Linked DNA regions of Mus musculus: regions 2 and 3 are each linked to region 1. A link is a loop called in an ENCODE intact Hi-C map of the cell type or tissue named here. Cell type or tissue: heart. All regions are shown on one strand.

The links. Peaks named below come from ENCODE experiments on the same cell type or tissue, not always from the same donor. Only the 100,000 strongest peaks of a DNase experiment are listed, where the experiment ranks them.
Region 2: a loop joins it to region 1, with 10 times the contacts of the local background. A loop is called at or near these places in 27 of 42 quality-filtered maps.
Region 3: a loop joins it to region 1, with 3 times the contacts of the local background. A loop is called at or near these places in 10 of 42 quality-filtered maps.

The regions. Positions count from the first base shown.
Region 1 is chr2:167,276,378-167,281,377 of GRCm38, reverse strand. No RefSeq gene overlaps it. Among named protein-coding and RNA genes, the nearest start is that of Ptgis, 38 kb to the right of the region's middle. In heart, a CTCF peak has its summit at 2,031 (motif pointing right); DNase peaks (open chromatin) are centred at 567 and 2,057; H3K27ac peaks cover 327 bases; H3K27me3 peaks cover 774 bases.
Region 2 is chr2:167,415,827-167,420,826 of GRCm38, reverse strand. No RefSeq gene overlaps it. Among named protein-coding and RNA genes, the nearest start is that of Slc9a8, 3.4 kb to the left of the region's middle. In heart, a CTCF peak has its summit at 2,930 (motif pointing right); DNase peaks (open chromatin) are centred at 245, 1,426, 3,016 and 4,506; H3K4me3 peaks cover 506 bases; H3K27ac peaks cover 872 bases.
Region 3 is chr2:167,341,938-167,346,937 of GRCm38, reverse strand. The region is part of intron 1 of B4galt5 (UDP-Gal:betaGlcNAc beta 1,4-galactosyltransferase, polypeptide 5); the gene reads left to right. Among named protein-coding and RNA genes, the nearest start is that of B4galt5, 4.7 kb to the left of the region's middle. In heart, a CTCF peak has its summit at 1,909 (motif pointing left); no DNase peak of the experiment used is centred here; H3K4me3 peaks cover 348 bases; H3K27ac peaks cover 2,715 bases.

The sequences.
Region 1 (5,000 bases):
CTAGGATTTAAAAAGGGGAGAGAGAGAGAGAGAGAGAGAGAGAGAGAGAGAGAGAGAGAGAGAAGAGAGAGGGCAAAGGTCTTGAGGCAGATCCTGCACCAGCACATATGAGGGGCAGGCACAAGGGGGCCAGAGCATCTGCCTCAGAGCTAAGGAAGGGTGATGGGCTAAGGAAATGGGAAAAACCTCCTATAGGCCGTGCAGCGATCCCAAAGTGTGCCCAGTGTAGGGTAGGACATGGGCAAAATGGAAGCTGGCACAGCTTTGACTCTCAGTGCCACGCCTTGCCGGCAAGGTGGTTGCTGCAGGCTTGCTTTGTCTGGCTGAGACTCCTGCTGTTGGTGGATCCTCTCTGCCTGTGATCTCTCAACAATATTAGGATATGGTTATGATGGGCTCTGTGTGAGAAAAGAGACATGCCACAGGCCTGAATTAGCAGACCATGGTTGCTCTAACATCCTGCCACGAATGGTGGAGCCTCCCAAGACCCTCAAACACCGACAGTTGCTCAGGGCTGAGGCCGGTCTTGCATTTGGGGCTGGCGCCACCTGGCGGCCGCAGAAGACATTGCTGCAATCTGGAGGGCACCGAAGCGCGATTGATTCGTGGTGATGTTAGAGCAGGTTTGGCCGTTTTCACATGGGTTCTGGGGTTACGCTCAATTTGTCAGGCTAGCATGGCGAGTCCCCTATCTGCTAAGCCATTTCACCAACCCAATCTTGCCCTTGATGCAAAGCCTCTCACCTGGCCCCGAAACTCAGGCGAGGTGAGCCTGGATGGCCAGCATGGGATTACTGGTGCACACCACCAAGGGTGGCTTTTCTCACGTGTGCCAGGAACTGAACTCAGGGCCCTGTGCTTCTGTGCTGAGTGAGCCGTCTCTCCAGCTCCCTCTCTTCTGAGATTGGTGCGCATGTCACAGATGTCACTTTAGCACCCTCGGGTGCCTCTGATTCCCTATGTCAGCTGACTGGGGCATCACAGGTGTGGTCTCTGCCGTGCTGTGCCGCAGGATCACCAAGTGCACACGGTTCCTAGCTTCTGCCCTCACCCATCTCCTCTTGGTGAACAGCTCCCTGAGGACACTGCTGTTCCTGATGTCACCACTGTCCCCTCAGGCAGCACACAGAACAGTGACTGCCGAACAGTAGGAGCCCTGCAAAAGTTTGTTCTGTACTTGGGTAAATGAATGTGCAGCTCAGTGCAGTGGCGTGAAGAGACCGATTCCTCTCTTACACCATGGACCCTATTCCACTCCTAATAAACAGGCGATCTCTTTGAGCCTTACTGTAATAGGCGCTGTTCCCACCTGGCATGGTAGCGCACACCTTTAATCCCAGCACTTGGGAGGCAGAGGCAGGCGGATTTCTGAATTCAAGGCCAGCCTGGTCTACAGAGTAAGACACAGAGTACACAGAGAAACCCTGTCTTGAAAAAACGAAAACAACAACAACAAAAAAAAATAAATAAAAAGCATTGCTCCCATTGTGGCTGGGAAGGTGACTCAGTGGTTAAAAGAACTTCTTGTTCTTCCAGAGGATCTGAATTTGATTCATTGAGCTCAGGAGACCAGGGGGTCCACTACCTTCTTGCTTTCAAGGGCATCTTCACACATGTGGCACAAGTGCGCGCACACACACACACACACACACACACACACACAGATATTAAAAATTTCCCTCTCATGTTCTGAGAATTGAAATATATAGTAGCCTATGTGTACTCCCAGGAAAGCCCAGGCTCAGCACATAGTGGGTTCTCAACAAATGTGTATGGTTGACCAGGCTCTAGGACAATGGTTCTGACTACTGTCAGGACAAACAGTAGGTGCTTAACAAAGGCAGTTTCTTACCTTAGTCATCATGCCCCACCCCCCTTCTTCTCTAGTTCTAATCCCTGCAGGGGAGAGCTGTGTTCAGCCTGGTTGCTCCTCCCATAAACACAGTAGGTGCTCATTAAATACTGGTGTTGAGGGTGTTCTGCCAAGCACTCAGAGAGGCTCAGATCCAGACTGTCGTTCTGCATGGTGGCCAGCAGGGGGAGCCTGGAGCCTGGGGTTCCGCGTTGGCTGCAGGGACCCACAACCCAGAGTGAGCTTCTGCCTACCTCTGGTACCCAGGTACTCTCCTTATGCTCTCCTCGGATCACCTGACCTGGGTGAGTGGGCTCTATTGGACCCTTTTCCTGCACAGAACACTCACTCCTCCCCACAAATATTGCTCCCTGAAGTCTTCACCGTGCTAAGGCGACCCATGGCCATCCGTGCTAGTCAAAGGTGGTGGGCACGGCTGGACAAGGCTGTTCACTAGCCAGAGGTAACACTTTCCCACCATTGCATGGCAGGGATGTGGAGGCGGGTCCCATGCCTCGGGACAAGAGTGACTGTCTTGAACATCTGTGCCTGCCCCACAAAGGAAAAGAGGTGCCATCTGTGACTAAAAGAGGGCGCTGTAGGGCTTAACCGTGGGCTGAAATGGCCATCTTCGTGGCACCGTTATGGAAATGGCCGCTCTGAGGAACATCCCTGCAGGCTCCAGCTGCTGGCCTGTCCTCTGCCAGAGCCCTGCCCGAGGCTGGTCCAGAGGGAGCCCAGAATGCCACCAAGCGATAAACTGTGCCCTATACAGATTCTGAGCTGCTGCAAGAAACTCCTCTGGCCTCAAGTGGCTACAGGTTAAATCCTTGGCTTATCTGAGGCCTCCAAACCCTGTACGTCCACCAGAACCTTGTGCAGGCTCAGGGTAGGGTGGGGTGGGGAATCCTGGGATAGAGCTGTCCTGGAACTCACTCTGTAGACCAGGCTGGCCTCCAACTCAGAAATCTGCCTACCTCTGCTTCCCAAGTACTGGGATTAAAAGGTCCGCCCAGGCCCAGATGGAGACCCCTTGAGGCAGGATATACAGCTGGTGCTCAGGCAGGCTCCGGAGCCTTCATGTCTGTTGGAGGCTCCATTTCTTTACTTTATTTGTGTCTCTTTTGTACAGCAAAGCATTCTCTGCACCGCCAACTCTTTCCTGGGCAGGGCTTGGAAACCCATTTCACATGGGCAATAATTTTAGGGACAAGGAAGGGCTGAAATTACAGGCCATTCTGCCACCCACTCCCGCTGGGACAACGCACAGGGCCAGCTCAGAATTTCCTGAAGCTGGGATGTTTCCTGTGCCAGGAGGATGAAGCGTCCTGCGCTGAGTGTACTCAGGACAAGGACATACGGGTCCTAAACGGTGTCTGTGGCCTCAAAGGGTGATGACCAACAAATCAACTCCCTGCCACCTGGACTCAGAATCACCCAGAGTTATCCCAGGTCAGCTGTTCCAGAGAGAGCACCCCAAAATTGTGGCTTGGCCCCAGTGCAACAATGGATATATATGGTTTTGTTTGTTTGCTTTGTTTTGTTTTCTGGGGTTAAAGAAGGATTTTTTTTTTTAAAGCATTCCTCGGGCTGGAGAGATGGCTCAGCAGTTTAGAGCACTGACTGCTCTTCCAGAGGTCCTGAGTTCAATTCCCAGCAACCACATGGTGGCTCACAACCATCTGTAATGGGGTCCAATACACTCTTCTGGTGTGTGTCTGAAGACAGCTACGGTATACTCATATAAATAAAAATAAATAAGTCTTTTTAAAAAAAAAAGCATTCCTCGGGGCTGGAGATATGGCTCAGCGGTTAAGAGCACTGACTGTTCTTCCAGAGGTCCTGAGTTCAAATCCCAGCAACCACATGGTGACTCACAACCATCCGTAATGAGATCTGATGCCCTCTTCTGGAGTGTCTGTAGACAGCTACTTACATATGATAAATAAATTAAAAAAAAAAAAAAGCATTCCTCACACGAGGGGTCGCGGAGACATGGGGAGTAGGGGGGTCATCACTCCCAGGGCAAGCAAGCCACCGCTACAGCCTATCTCACCCTGCACCCACCTGATGAAGTTTTGTGGGTGGTGTACAGCAAGGCGATGAAGACCCGGTCCTTGTGCCAGAGTTGAGCGGATAGCCGGAATGCACATAAGAACACTTGCTAGGACACTCTCTGCCTGGATGCCCTGGGGCTCTGGGACATGGCCCAAGGTTCTGTGTGAATGGATGGAAGGGAAGTTTCTGGGAGCTGGTCCACCACTGTCTGTTTGATCGTCAGGCAGCGTGTTCTGAGGTTCTGGGGTTGGAGTTCACTCAAGCTTGTGCCTGTCCGTCCGCATTACTGTGAGCGACATGCTCAGCCCCTCAGAAGACTCTTAATTAGAAACAAATCAATGTTGCGAGAGGGCTGGCCAGATGGCTCGGCTGGTAAAGGCGTTGTCACAGGCTGAGGGCTTGATCCTATCTCCAGCATCCCACGTGGTGGAGAGTGAGAATCGAGTCTTTGATGGTTCATTTTGATCTCCACAAGTGTGCTGTGGTCTTCAGAAGTGCATGTTTATACACACACCATATAAATAAATAATACATAAGATTTTTTTAAAATGGCACCACACATGTTGGTAGATCAAGAAGTATAAAAAAAAAGTTGGCTTTTTTTTTTTTTTTTTGTCTTTTAAGTTTAAGAAAAGCCCAGCTGAATGTGATGGCATATCTCTTCAATTTCAATAATCCCAGTACTCGAGAGGCAGAGAGGAAAGTGGATCTCTGTGAGTTTGAGGCCAGCTTCATCTACATAGTCAATATACCAGGGCAGCTAGAGCTGTGTACTGACACCCTGTCTAAAAATAAAAAAAAAAAAAGAAGAAGAAGAAGAGAAAGGAAGAGAAAGGAAAAGAAAAGAAGAGAAAGGAAAAGAAAAGAAAAGAAAGAAAGAGAGAGAGAGAGAGAGAGGAAGGAAGGAAGGAAGGAAGAAAGATGTAATCCTGTAAAGAAGGCTCAGCTGTTAAGAGCATCAACCACTCTTTCAGAGGGCCTGGGTTCAATTCCAAGCACCCACATGGTGGCTCACAGTTGTCCTTGACACCAGTTCCAGAGGCTCTAAAGTCCTCTTCTGGTCTCCCTGGACACCAGGCACACACATGGT
Region 2 (5,000 bases), 140 kb before region 1:
GAATACCAACTGAGGTCCTCGTGCTTGCGTAGCAAGCGCATTGCCCACTGGGCTTTCAACACCGAAGATAACTTGAACTGTCTAGTCTGTATTGCTTAAAACTGGCCTGGTACTGCTGAGGTCTTTATGGGACCTTCTGGGTGTTCTCCTTCAGGGCCCCTTCCACCCTAGGTAGTTCCCCCCCCCCCCCCCACTTAATAACGCTTAACAGATATGTCACTTTCCCAAAGAACGATCCTTCTGTCTCATCCTCTTGAGCAGTTGGGACTGGAGGGTGAGAGACACCCCTCCCCACCCCCATTCAGGCATCTGTCTACTTCTGTACAGGGGTGGAACCTAGGGCAACACATATGGCAGGCAGGTGGTCTTCCATTCAGCTAACATGCCCAAGTTCTCTGTAGAGACCTACTGTATGCTGAGATGTACCTTGTGGGGTTCAGACTATACAAAGGAACTAGGAAAGCCAGGTATAAGGCAAGATAAAATTAAACGAACAAGGGAAGCCTCACACATTAGCTGAGAACAAAAATTCCAGCACAATTAATGTGTGCCAAGAAGGCTGCCCACGTAAAAAAATTTTCATATATGGATATTAAAACTAAGACTGCTGAGATGATTCTGGGTAACAGCTCATGCCACCAGCCGAATGACCTTAGCTTAGTTTCTGTGACACACATGGTGAGAGAGAACTGACCCTTGCAAATTCTCCACACATGGATATGACATGCACACACACTGCTGGATTCTTTGTCAACTTGACAAAAGCTAGAATCATGGAGAGAGAGAGACCATCAATGGAGGAAATGTCTCCATAAGATTCTGCTGTAGGGCATTTTCTTAATTAGTGATTTTTGGAGAATGGCCCAGCCCATTGTGGGTGGGGCCATCCCTGGGCTGGTGGACCTCAGTTCCATAAGAAAGCAGTTTGAGCAGACCAGTAAGCAGCACCCTTCCATGGCCTCTGCTTCAGCTCCTGCCTCCAGGTTCCTGCCCTGCTTGGGTTCCTGTCCTGACTTCCTTTGATGATGGACCGTGCTGTGGAAGTTTATGGCCAAATAAATCATTTTCTCCCCAAGTTGTTTGATCATGGTGTTTCCTTGAAGCAGTAGAAATCCCAAGACACACATCCCAAATAAATGGAATTTTTAAAAACAAAGAACTTGAGAAGGCTTGAACCGGCTGAGTGGTGGCATGTACCTTTAATCCCAGTACTCTGGAGGCAGAGACAGATGGATCTCCTGGGTTTGAGGCCAGCCTGGTTTACAGAATAAGTTCCAGAGCCAGCTGGGACTACATAAAAGACCCTGTCTCAAAGGGTGGTAATAGTAAACAAAGGGCTAGAGAGATGGCTCAGTGGATAAGAACCCTGGTCTCTCTTCCAGAGGTCCTGGCTTCAAGTACCAGCACCACCTGGTGGCTCGCAATGAGCTGTTCCAGGGGATTTGGTACCACCTACTGGCCATTGCAGGTACTGCATGTACATACTGCATAAATATATGTACATACAGGCAAAACACCCATACATATCAATAGAAAAATTTTAAAAATAGTATACTGGGGCCTGCATGTGGTGGTCAGAGGACACTTGTGGAGTCATTTCTATCCTACCTCTGGGTTCTAGGTCCTGAACTCAGGTCTTCAGGCTTGGCTTATGAAGTAGATAGGCTATTCCACCTGCTGTGGAGCCCGTCTCTGCACCTCCCAGCAGTAAGATGTCCTCTTTTTTTTTTTTTTTAAAGATTTATTTATTATATGTAAGTACACTGTAGCTGTCTTCAGACACACCAGAAGAGGGCATCAGATCTCATTACGGATGGTTGTGAGCCACCATGTGGTTGCTGGGATTTGAACTCAGGACCTTCAGAAGAGCAGTCAGTACTCTTAACCGCTGAGCCATCTCTCCAGCCCCAGTAAAGTGTTCTTAAGGCCTGAGCACAGACAGATTACTGAGAGCATGACCTCGCTCCCCACTCACACATTTCCTGGGACTTTCCCAAAAAGACAGATTTCTGTTAGAGAAAGCACCCAAGTTTCCCGTGCAGCCCCTGGGAAAGAGAGTTTCATCTCCTCGGCTACAGTCCCACCATCCTTGGCACATCAGGGCCCAACCACCCAAGAAATTCCTTAGCCGCACTGTGAGCCCTGCCTTCAGAAGTCAGGGGCAGCAGGTAGCTGGGGTTTCTAAAAGCAGCCCAGCTCTCTTAAGCTCACAGCCAAGTGTTCACAGGTGTTTTACCCTTTCCTGGTGCCTCTCTTAAAGAAAACTTCTAAGGGACCAGTGAGTTGGCTCAGGAGGTAAAGGGGCCAATGCCAAGCCCTACGGAACAGAACTAACTCCTGAAAGCTGCTCTGTGGCCTGCACATGTGTGTATGCATACACCAAAGTGTCAAACACAAAACACAGGAAAACGACCTCGTCATACTCATCTTGAATTTTTTTTTCTGTGGCCAGGCCAAAAGTCCTGGGCCTAGGCTGGTAGTGCTTGTGGGTTAAATGGGCCTGCCACCAAGACTGAGGGGCTAAGCTTCACCTGGGACCACATGGTGGGGAAAAAAAAAAAACCAACAACTTTGTTCTTCAGTCACCATATATGTGCCTTGTGGTGGCATGTATGCCTCCCACACACAGTAAATAAATGTCCTGTTCCTTTCGAATCTTGGGACTGAGCATATAGTTCGGTTGGCAGAGTGCTTGCTCAAGTACATGAAAGTTTAAGCCCTAGTCCTGGGGAGACTGAGCTAAAAGGACCAGAGGGTCAAAGGTCATCATCCCCGGCTGTTTAGTGAGATTGAGGCCAGCCTGGGCTACATCAGAGGCCAGCCTGGGCTACATCAGAGGTCAGCCTTGTCTCGAAAGCAGAAAAGAAAAAGAATTCTTCCTGGATTTACCTGAGAGGAAGTCTCTGGAAAGAACTAAGGCTGCAGACTGCAGGGGGCAGTATAGAGCTGTCTCCAGCCACACCGCAGGGTCACCAATAGTGTGAGAGCCCATACCTGCTTGTAATCCAATCTGGCCAATCTGGCCAATCTGGCCAGACTCTGTCAAAAGGGAGAGGGGAAGCACGAGTATTGGGCTTCTGGATCTGCCATTCAGAAGGCATTGCAAGTTCAAGGTCATCCTGCTGTGACTGGCCAGTTCCAGGCCCACCATGATTGTGCATCCAAATCTCTCGTCCCCAAAAGTCAGACAAGGGCTTCAGATCCTCTGAAACGGGAGTTCCCGGTGGGTGTGAGCCACTGTGCCGGTGCTGGGAATGGGACCCATGTCCTCTGCAAGAGCGACAAGCGCTCCTAACAGCTGAGCCTTCTTTCCAGCCCCTCAGGAAAAATGCCAATAAGTTCACCCGGGCCGTGTTGGGAAGTGGAGGAAAGGGTTGGGGAGATGGCTTGGCAGTATAAGGTGCTTTTCAGCCTGAGCTAGGTCCATCGGAGTCATGTAAAGATGGAAGAAAGTCCTCTGACTTCCACATGCACGGAGTCACACACACACACACACACACACACACACACACACAGAGAACTATAAATAAACATTTAAAACTAAGTCAGCCAGGGGTGGTGGCACAAGCCTTTAATCCCAGCACTTGAGAAGCAGAGGCAGGTGGAGCTCTGTGAGTTCCAGGCCAGCCTGATCTACAGAGTGAGTTGCAGGACAGAGCCAGGGCTACACAGAGAAACCTAGTCTCAAAAAATACAGTAAATAAAATAAAATAAAATAGTTCATGGGAGGGTTTCCTTTGGAAGAGAATCGGCTTGGCTGCTTAAGGGTGGTTGGGCAGTTGATTGGCCTAGGGTGGAAGCCCCTGAACCAGGAGGCCTGTGCTTTGACCCACACTGAGCTGATGGCAGGTGGACAAAGATAATGTGGCAGAGGTGGCAAGAGGTGGCCTCCTGGTGCAGACAGAAGTCTGAGTTGGGCCTGGTGGCAGAAACAGGCTTTCACCTGCCAAGGCTTAGGGCTGTTAACAAAAGACACAATAAAAAGAGTGCTTCAGATCTGCCCGCTTGACTCTGAGCTCTTCCTATAGGTGTGATACTGTTGTTTCCTTAATTCCTTATCAGTCATGCCAGCAGATACCAGTATGTCCAAAAGACACAGAGAAGCCAAGATGTCACACAGCAAGCCACTGTCGTGACTGGGATTTAGGTGCAGCCTGGTGTGGACAGTAACTGCTCATGGCTGCCTTGTTTGTCTGCCTCTACACTGGGGCCAAGACCTTCCTTTCATTGGCAGCCCTATGCTCAGTGAGATGTAGCCTTGGCTCTGAGAGGAATAGCCTGGGGCTCTGGCTGGTCACACTGGTTAAGAGCCCCATAGCTCAGATTCTCAGAGAGCTGCCCCTCTAACCCACCCACTGGCCTGCTAAACCAATGCTGAGCTGGGGTTCTGTGAAGGTCATTGGCCTCCCGGTCACACCCCTGCTAGGCCTGGTGCCAACCTCAGCCAACCTTCGGGCTGCTACAGACCTGCCCTCTGGCCTGTGGGAAAGTCCTAGGCTCTTCTCACCTATTCCTGGGTTATTGCCCCAGGAAGGCAAATAGAGTCTTTGAACTTGAGCATGTGTCGTACCAGGCAGAGAGGTCACTGTCAGAAGAGCACAGGCAGCAGAGGCGCCAGGATGCCCGGTCCAGCACCGCTGGAGCTCCAGCCTGCAGCTGCTCTGACAGCACCCCTCCCTAGAAGGCCGTCTGGCTGCAGGGCAAGCTCTGGCCCTGTTCTCTCTTGGTCTTTCCCCTCCTTGTCTGTAAACTTTTTGTTGTCTCAGTTGAAATGCCACCCGGTGGGAGCCCTCCCCTGTTTACTCAGGCTGCATGGCTGTGTCTAAGGAGCCGACAGGAAATATGGTGGGGTTTGGAGCCTGGGCCCCGTGGGGTATAACCCCCACGTCACAGTAGGCGAATGCCTGAGGGTCAACTGCCTTAGGATGAGACCTTTTACATGGTGAAAGGCTTGCGCTGTGGGCTACAACTCTGAGGTTGAGCTCTCAGCCAGCCTCTTG
Region 3 (5,000 bases), 66 kb before region 1:
CAGCAAGTGTTTTTCTTTGCTGAGCCATCTTGCCAGCCTCTTCCATGCCTTTCTTGTTAACAAACTTAATTTCTCAAATGTCTAGCTTCCTATTGTGCTGTGGTAAATCTTTCCCAAAGGTTAAAGAAGTTTAGAGAATGTAAGGGTTTATGTTCCTTAGGACATAAAAACCTTATTTGAGATTGTTATAAAAATGAGTTTAAACTGTGTATCATGATCATGGTACACACCTCTAATCCTAGCATTTGGGAGTCAGAAACAAGAGGATCTCAATGAGTTTGAGGCCAGCCTGGTCTACACAGTGAGTTCCAGGACAGCTAAGGCTACATAGACCCTGTTTCAAAAAGTTAAAAAAAAGCCGGGCAGTGGTGGCGCACATAGACCCTGTTTCAAAAAGTTAAAAAAAGCCGGGCAGTGGTGGCGCACGCCTTTAATCCCAGCACTTGGGAGGCAGAGGCAGGTGGATTTCTGAGTTCGAGGGCAGCCTGGTCTACAGAGTGAGTTCCAGGACAGCCAGGGCTACACAGAGAAACCCTGTCTCGGGAAAAAAAAAATACTAGAGGGTTGGAGAGATGGCTTATCAGTTAAGAACACTGGTTGTTTCAGAGGACCTGACTTCAATTCCCAGCAGATACATGGCAGCTTACAACCACCTGTAACTTTGATTCCAGGAGACCCATTGCCCTCCTCTGGCCTCTGCACTAGGTATGCACTTGCATGGTGCACAGACAAGCATGCATGCAAAACACCCATACACATTAAATTTTTAATTAAATTTTTTTTTTGAGACAGGTTCTCTATGTAGGACAGGCTAGTCCCAGAACTAGTAGCAACAAAAAATAATTTCATGGTTGGGGTCACCACAGCATGAAGAACTGTATTAAAAGGTCGCAGCATTGGGAAGATTGAGAACCACTGTGCTAGAGGAATGCAAGCCCTCTTCTGGTAGTGTCAGGTACCTCCACATGTGTGGCACACGCATACACCCAGACAGACATCTGCTCACAAATTTCAGCATTAAGTTATCATCTAGCATGAGTGAGGTCCTGGCTGCAATTCCTGTTGGGGGCGGAGGTGAGGGTTGAAAAAGAAGGGGAAGGGGAGAAGTCTTGCTGAGCTACCTTTCCTTGAAGTCCTTCCTTCTCCACAGCCTGAGGAATGTTTGTTTCTTATCACTGACCTGCCGGCATTGGCATGCCCTCTTCCTTTCTAGAGAAAACTTTGATCTTATTTATGACCCTCTGACTAGAGGAATTTCAGACCTCAGAGCGCTTCCAGCCTGACCAGGTCTCTTAAAGGAGAATAGACCAATAGTAGACGCAGGTGCTGGTGGGAAAACATCCTAATAATTTTATGGCCCTTCATTTGACAAGCTATGTAGAGAGCGGCTGCAGACCTCTGCTGATCTTACAACAGGATCTCTGAGAGTGGTGCTGCCTGTGGTTAAGGCTAACAGTGAGCTCTCTACTGAAAGTTTACTATTTGGAGTTCTGCTGTTGCCCTTTCGGCCGGGTTTTTTTCTCTGCTTCTTTCACTGCTGAAGAAAGGAAGTGGGGATGGTTTTCCCGGTTTGGTGCACTTAGTCCCAAGGAAGGGCTGATTTGTGGCGAGTGAAAGACAAGAAAGAGCCTGTTGTTCAGATCCCTCCTGATTTGACCAGATAACTTTGAGGAAGTCATTTGGTTTCCCTTATTTGTGTGTGTGTGTGTGTGTGTGTGTGTGTGTGTGTGTGTATGGAAATGTAATTTGAAAGGGGGTGGGGAGGAAAGGTGTCAAGGGCTGGAGAGATGGTTCAGTGGTTAAGAGCCCTGGCTTCTCTTCCAGAGGTCCTGAGTTCAATTCCCAACAACCACATGGTGGCTCACAGCCATCTGTAATGGGATCCTATGCCCCCTTCTGGCATGCAAGTGTACATGCAGACAGAGCACTCATACATAGAATCAACAAATCTTTAAAAACAACTGTGAAATCAAGGCAGGATTTCACTCACTCTGTAGCCTAAACAGGCTTTGAACTTTGAATTGTTCTGCCAGTGCCCTTTGAGTCTATGGGCGAGTCCTGTGTGTTAAAAGACAATTATATCTCAATCAAGATAATGAATGATTTAGTATATGGAGTGCTAGTAGTTTGTTAATATTCTAAAGAAGTACTGGACTGAAGATTATAGAGAAAGTACACTTGCTACATAACCAAATAGATGTTTTTCTGATAAATACTGGACTGTTCAGATTCCCTTACATACGTCACGGCAGGAAAACCCTTTGTTGTTTCTGCCTTAAAAATGCCTTCTGAATGTCTCCATGTCCTTACTATATGAATTTTCTGGAGGAAATACAGATTGGGGAATCTGATTGCTTTGGGAAATGAAAAACCTCCTGCTAAGACACTTTCTTTCCCCTTCAGTGTTCTTTTCTGTCTCAGGTTCACAAATGTTGTTCTGTTGAGACATGGTCTCATGTAGCCCAGGCTAGCCTCAAACTCTCCGTGTGGTCAAGCATGAACTGAACAGAATTCTGGTCTTTCTTCCTTCACCTCTCAAGTTCTAGACATGTCTTTGAATAGTGCCCTCCCTCCCTTCCTCTGAGGAACGTGTATAGAGGGCAGGCTGACTTGCAGAAAGAAAAGTACCGCTGCTGTCAGGGCTCCGACTAGGTTTTCTGTCCTCTGGAGAGTTCTTGCTGTCAAGGAGAGGCCTGAGGTTTGGGGTTGAGCTGGTCTTTGGCCGTGAGAACAGGTGCTCCTCCTCCCAGACTTTAAGGTCCATAGAGCTGAGATCATGACAGCCAGGAAGGAGAGCCCCTTTGCCATGTCTTCTAGAGTTCTTTGAGAGAGTGACAACCCAAAGCCACAATCGCCAAGACACTATGGACTCACCAAGACACCACCAACTCACTAGGACACTGCTGACTCGCCTGGTCCCTTTGCTTGGGTTTTTGTGACCGTAACGGGAGGGCTGCTGTGGTCTGTCGGGGAAAATCAGGAGTTCCCTGAAGCTGGGTAGATAAGGGCTAATCAGAAGCCAGCAGGGTGGGTGTGAGCAGAGAGGAGGCCTCCAGTCATCCCATCCAGAGCTACCCGGGAAGTCAGAGTCATTGTCCAGGTCCCAGGACCCACCTCTGACTTTACTTAGTATTTTGTAGACCACCGAGACAAAGGGAATTAAAAAAGTGGTTCAGCAAGTTGGCATTTGCTTGTCTTGTCTGGTTCCCAGATGCTGTCAGTTCTGACTACAGCTTTCACTTCAAAGGGGGCGTATCAGCCAGACTGAGCCATTCACTTGCCCAGAGTTAAGAATTGTGATGGCTCAAGGGCACATGCGGCAGACGAATGGCACGATTAGTTGGAAGAAACACATAGAAAGGGAAGACAGTGTGTCCTGGAGGGCTAAGTCAGCGTCACCAGCAGACCCAGCATAGGGAGGTGGAGAGGCCTCACTCATTTAGTCAGCAGGTTGTCTGGTGGCATCCTTCTTGTGTACTGTCAGCTGGGGGATAGCCTGGAAGTGAGGGCAGAGCATTTCTACCCCTGTGGTCCCTCCTAGGGGAAGGTTTTGTGCTTCTATTCTGATAGGGGATGAGGGTCACCCTTCACATTTTACTATGCAGAGGAGTCTTGCTTTTTCCAGCCCCTCATCTAAGGTCTCAGCCGCAAACAGGGCCCTCTAGCCTGGGCTTCCAGTCTGCAGAGTGGCAGTGAAGAGCATGCCTTTTGACTCTGGGACTTTTTATACAGTGCTTTTGTTCGAGGAGCGTTCATGTGGGATCCTCCCATGAATTCAATTTCCCCAAGCATGAGCAGCACCTTAAATTATTCAGAGAGCTGTCCCTTCTCGAATTCCCCTCTTTCCCCCTTTCCCTTTGTTACCTTGAGTGAGCAGTTGGTTGCCCTGGGGGGTATTGTTCCTCCTCTGGTGACACAGACACTGCCTGTGGAAGGAGCCTGGACATTGTTCCCAGGTGCCTTAGTTACCTGCATCAATTAAGAATAGCTCTTTGAGGTAGGGAGCGACCTCATTATGGAGATGAGCTGTACAGGTGGCGTTGGAGTAGCCGAGGTTGTGAGTGTGGAGTGGTGAACAAGCAAGCAGAGAACTGGGCTGTAAATTAATCTCTGTATGTTACTGGACACAATTCTTTGTTACTTTAATAAAAGTCAAACACATTCTAATAAATAGCAGTATGGAGGACTATTCTTTTTCACCCTCCAGGTGTTCCAAACACTATAATTTATAGGCTTTTAAACATATTACTTAATTCTGTGTCTAGTAAGTGGAAACTTTGAAAGATGAGAAAAGAGAAAATGTATTTTCACCTCATAAAACTGCTGATTGTGAGGGCTCTTCCATTTGTTTGTTTGTTTTTTCCCTGAAACAAATATGTAGATCAGGCTGCCCTTGAACTCAAAGATTCTCTTGCTTCTCCCATGTGCTTAAGCTAAAGGTGTTTGCCACCGTGCTGGACCTAGAATCTATGTTTTAAAAAATGACTTTGGAGGCGGTTTAGTGTAGCTCAAGCTGGCCTCAGGTTTGTTGTGTGGGAGAGTTTGAGCAAGAGCTCCCAGTCCTCGTGCCCGTGTCTTAGTGGTTGTGTGCCGCCATGTCTGGCCCAGGGGGTTTGCATGCTAGACAAGCGCAGTCCCAATGAACTGCATCCCTTTTAAATGTGCTCTTGTGATGATCAGGCTGGCCTTGAACTCCAGATCCTCCTGTCTCTGCCAGGATTATAGGTGTGGACCACTGTATTCAGCTTTATACAGGAACTAGCTACTCTTAGGCAGTAAGGACAGGGTTAGGATAATGAACTAATCATTCATGGAACACAGGTGGCCTCTGGAACTGTGGACTCTTTACTGTTTGGGTACCGGACATGCAGATGACCTGACTCCTAGTAATTCCCACCCTAAAACCTATGAAAGCCCACTGGGCAGGGCACTGGACAGTCCGCCCTTGGTGCCCTTCCCACTCTTGGGAATTTTCTCTCACATTTCCTTAATAAAACTGC